Linked DNA regions of Homo sapiens: region 2 is linked to region 1. Evidence: chromatin loops called from intact Hi-C (ENCODE). Cell type or tissue: GM12878. All regions are shown on one strand.

Evidence for each region. Peaks named below come from ENCODE experiments on the same cell type or tissue, not always from the same donor. Only the 100,000 strongest peaks of a DNase experiment are listed, where the experiment ranks them.
Region 2: a loop joins it to region 1, with 2.0 times the contacts of the local background. A loop is called at or near these places in 12 of 110 quality-filtered maps.

Annotation. Positions count from the first base shown.
Region 1 is chr6:72,954,557-72,957,056 of GRCh38, forward strand. All of the region lies in intron 1 of KCNQ5 (potassium voltage-gated channel subfamily Q member 5), which reads left to right. All of the region lies in intron 3 of LOC105377855 (a long non-coding RNA gene), which reads right to left. Among named protein-coding and RNA genes, the nearest start is that of MIR4282, 12 kb to the right of the region's middle. In GM12878, no CTCF peak of the experiment used is centred here; a DNase peak (open chromatin) is centred at 1,284.
Region 2 is chr6:72,615,167-72,617,666 of GRCh38, forward strand. It overlaps KCNQ5-DT (KCNQ5 divergent transcript), which reads right to left. Exons shown (of 3, transcript NR_186827.1): 3 at 1-907. Among named protein-coding and RNA genes, the nearest start is that of KCNQ5, 5.6 kb to the right of the region's middle. In GM12878, a CTCF peak has its summit at 1,444 (motif pointing right); no DNase peak of the experiment used is centred here.

The DNA.
Region 1 (2,500 bases):
GTGTGTGTTGATAAAAACTCTCACTTCTAGTAAACTTAGGATAATAGGCTATGTCTTGCTAATCTATCTCACTGGTTATTGAAAAACTGTCGCTCTGTAGTCAGGGGTGGCAGGAATTTAAGTTGAAAGCATGATATGACTACAAAATGTGCATTTCTAGATACGCAGCCCTTCCCCAAACAGACTTGGCAGAATAAGTTAGTTTAAATGGTTGGTTCCATCTGTGTGGTAAAATTGTGTCTGACATCTGTTTAAAATGAGCACAAGATGCTTGAAAAAGAAGGGCAAGCCTCACTGTTGAACGTGATGGAATCTGGGGGCCATGGCCCTCGTGTGTATGTACAAGCTCACAGCTCACACGGTTCACCAGTCTTGTCAGCTGTTACTACCTTTTTATCTGGATCCTGTTAACTTGAGATTTGTTCTTAGCTTATGGAAAAGGTCTCCCTGTGTTTTCTTCCTCCAGATAGGAGAAGTCTCTTGGCAGAGTTCTTCAAAGGCAGTTAAGTCAGTAGCATCATGGAAATTTGGCAGCAAGTTGAGTACCAGAGCAGATCTAAACGTTAGTTTAGGTTATTTTCACAAGCAATTGTTCCACAATTTTTCATCCCTTTATTTTAGCAGTTAGCATAATCACTCACAACAGTTCCTAAAGTGAACCTGCTTGTCCATTCTTATCATTGTGTAGTCTGAATAACCATGAAATTTAAATTTAAATTGGATACATAAACATGGCAAAACATGAATAAATCATCCAAGGCCTTCTGAATTGTTCAGTTTTCACCTGCTTAAAGTTAATGCAAAAAGTCAAATTGAGGCCTTTGATTAAATAAAAAATTGAACAACTAGATTACTTTGATATATTTCATCTCTGGTAATTTTGTTCTTTTGCCTTTTAAATCATTTTAAATTGCTTTGAGTGTTGCCAAAATGCATGCTCACCCTAATCTATTATAACTATAAGTAGGAACTTTGTGCCTCTAATTAAAAAAGAAGATGTATATTCTAGGTGATTTAATCCACTCTATATTTGTTGGGTTACTTGGGAAGTGTTGCAGATTAATATAGAAGGAATTAGGACTTGGTCCTTGAATAGTGTCTCAAATATTAAAGATCTTGAAACTGAATTATTTTGCATTTTGTACTTTGAAAACATTGTGATGCACCAAAGTAACATAAAACTGGGTCTTCTAAGGTTATGTTTTTTAAAGGTACTATGCAAAAACAATAATTCTTGCCTGTAGTCCCAGCTACTAGGGAGGCAGAGGTGGGAGGAATGCTCGAGCCCGGGAGGAGGAAGTTGCAGTGAGCTGAGATAGCACAACTGCACTCCAGGCTGGGTGACACAGAGTGAGACTCCATCTCAAAACAAAACAAAACAAAACAAAACAAACCCAGTAATTCTCAAAATAAGGCCAACCTTAAAATATCCCAGGTACTAAATCATTTAGCCTATAATCTGATATCACTGTTTAACAGAAACTTTTCCATTGCTGTCAACTAAAAGGTAAGAAAAGGGAATGAAACTAATAAATTCTGAGCACATGCTTCGTGTTGGATACATTTAGTGCTTTACATTTGCTTTTTGTGCTAAATCCTTTACTAAGTTTATCATTTCATGCAATACCTGCAACAACCCAGTGACAACATCTTTATTTTACATATGAAAGAAACAGACTCAGAGAGGTTGCTCAAAGCCACACAACAAGTCAGTTATCAGAAGAAGAAAAGATCCAAACCAGAGCCAAAATTATTTAGCAGCCTCAAAAAAATTGACTTCAGTGTCTAACCTTCCCTCGTGTTTAAATACTCTTTCCAGGATAGGAGATGTAATTAAAACAATAGCTAAACAAAAACTCAAGCCATTATATCCCTTGAGGGCTGGGGGGAAGATTTAAATTGGTTTTGTTGTTATTTGGTTTTTTCTTTTTTCTTTTTTTTTTTTTTTTTGAAGCTTCTTTTTAACCCTTTTTTTCTTTCTTTCTTTCTTTTATTTTTTTTATTTTTTTATTTTTTATTTTTTATTTTTGGTAGAAACAGGGTCTTGCTATGTTGCTCAGGCTGGTCTCAAACTCCTGGCCTGAAACTATCCTCCCACCTCCACCTCCCAAAATGTTGAGATTACAGACATGAGCTGCTGTACCCAGCCTTTGCTTTTTTCTTGACATGAAATCTTACATGCAAAACCTATGTATTCAACAGATTAAAACTGAGATACTCTTGTTGGAGGAGAAAAGGGGCAAGGTAAGCTGAACTCCTGAAACTCTGGCTTTCCCCCCTCCCACCAAGATGGGCTTCTGACATCTCAGAAGGACCACTGGTTTAAGTTATGTTAGGCAATCTGAATGTATAATAGAGTTACTGTTAATAGACTATTTAAAGGTTCCTGAAAAGTAAGCATGGATGAAAACAGATGTTTAGAGCACTAGGTGTTCAGGCCCGTTGCATTACAGTGCCCAGACACTAGCAGCCAGGCTGGGCTTTGCCTCTACTTTAGAGC
Region 2 (2,500 bases), 340 kb before region 1:
TTCCTTTTTCTCTATTGTAGCAGTGGTCCTCAGTGGTTACTCAGGTTTCTTTATTTCAGTCTCTTTCCCTACTTGCTCCTTCTCTCTTATCCTGAATGGTCATGCTTACCAGGGTTGGGTTCTCAGGCCTCTTCCTTTTTAAACAAATCTGCATGCTTCCCCAGGTAATTTGATTCCGACTTATTGATTTCACCCATTATAAATATAGGTTGATGATTCTCAAATTTCAATTTCTAGCTCCCCCTGAGCTGTAAGTCCATATATCCAAGCATCAACTGGATATCTCCACTGAGCTGTCTCAACAGGTATGTCAAACTCAATGCAAAATTGAACACCTTTCCCTTCTTCAGACTGCCTTCTCTTTGACCTTTACTGATTGAGTAAATGATACCATCATTTACTCAGATATTTGTACCTGAAATTGGAAGTTAGGTTTAACATCTGTCCATGGATTGGTAGCTTCACAAACCTATAGCATAAACACTGTATCGTTATCATCTTTGAGTCTCCACTTGGAACAGTGTGTGCCACTTGTAGGTGTATAATCCATATTAAGCCTTTTCTGAAAGTAGAAGTAGTAACATGTAGTGTTTCTGGCTTCACGTTCTTCAGTGGCTCTCCCCACTCACATCAGGATAAAATTCAAAGTTCTTGCCAAGACTTTGTCATACAGCCCTTGTCTTACTTCTGCTGCCTCCTGCTTATTGCTACACCTCCAAAAGCCACTGGGCTTCAGTAGAATCCAACTACTTATTATTCTCAAAGTATGGTCAGCTCTCAAAATTTCACATCTTCTCCAGCTGGGCGCGGTGGCTCACGTCTGTAACTCCAACGCTTTGGGAGGCCAAGGTGGGCAGATCATTTGAGGTGAGGAGTTCAACACCAGACTGGCCAACATAGTGAAACCCTGTTTTCAATAAAAGTACAAAAATTAGCTGGGCGTGGTGGCGTATGCCTGTAGTCCCAGCTACTCGGGGGGCTGAAGCAGGAGAATCACTTGAACCTGGGAGGTGGAGGTTGCAGTGAGCTGAGATTGTGCCTGCACTCCAGCCTGGGCGACAGAGCAAGACTCCGTCACATCTTCTCAAATGTTTTCTCTTTGAGTTATCCCTCATGTCTTCACCAAAGTCTAGTTATTCCTCAAGACTTAGCTCAGCTATTACATTCTTTAGGAACCTCTGTAGCTTCTATAACATTCTGTGCAAACCTGTGTGAACTCATCACCATGTTATAATTACTTGCTCATTTATCCATCTACCCTACTAGTCTATGAACATAATAAGAATCAGGACTGTCTTTCATCATTGCACCACTCCAGGTAGCTGACACCTGATAGTTGAAGATTACTTGTTGAAGAGAGTAATAAGTTTTGAGAACTTCGTAAAAGAAGCTTTCTTAATTTCCTTTTAAAAAACAATGGTAAAATGTCAGTACCACTAGGGGGCACAGACTAGTAACAGAATTTTCCGGTACACTAGCTTAAAAGAGATGTTTGCCTTCTGTGGCAACCTCTTCACATAGTTTCTAAATATATGGATCTTAAAAAGTTCAACTAACTCTATTATTCCCAGAGAGATATGTTTAAATAGTTGGCTAACAGATAGAGAGCAGTGCTGACATATTAACATGTCAGAAAAAATGAAATCAGGTATGGCCAAATACGATTAACAGGGTTTTATAAATAAAGCTGAGAATAGCATTAAGAAAAAGATCAAAATGTAAATACAATTTCAAGAAATTGATACTATGAGACTTGGGACTATTTTTAAAATTTCAGCACAGAAGAGTGTCTATGCAGGGAAACTCCTACTTCCACAGGAAAAGTGAAGAGAAATATTGAAGCTATTTCTGTGTTTAGAATAAAACCTCAAATCCTCCTCCAAGATAACCAATAGAAACTTTCCAGTACTTTTCATTTGTAACAAAACCCATTAAGATTATTAATACAAAATAATAGGCTAAGTATTTTTTATTCAAAAGCTGATATAGATTAGTAGTTAAAAATCTAGTTTTGGTTCTGTTTTTGCCCTGCCTCAGCTAATTTTTAGTTTAAAAAAAAATTAACTTGTCTACACCTCAGTTTCTGCCCCTATAAATTGGATATGATTGTAGTGCCTACTTATGAAACTATTGTCACAATTAAGTGAAATTTATTTTGTTTTATTTTATTTTATTTTGAGACACAGTCTCACCCTCTGTTGCCCAGGCTAGAGTGCAGTGGCACCATCTTGGCTCACTACAACCTCCACTTCCCAGGTTCAAGCGATTCTCATGCCTCAGCCTCCTGAGTAGCTGGGATTACAGGCACCTGCCACCATGCCCAGCTAATTTTTCTATTTTTTAGTAGAGACGGGGTTTCACTGTGTTGGCCAGGATGGTCTTGAACTCCTGATCTCAAGTGATCCACCCACTTTGGCCTCCCAAAGTGCTGGGATTACAGGCATGAGCTACCACATCCGGCCTGAAATAATTACTGTAAACCACAGTGCCTAACACATAC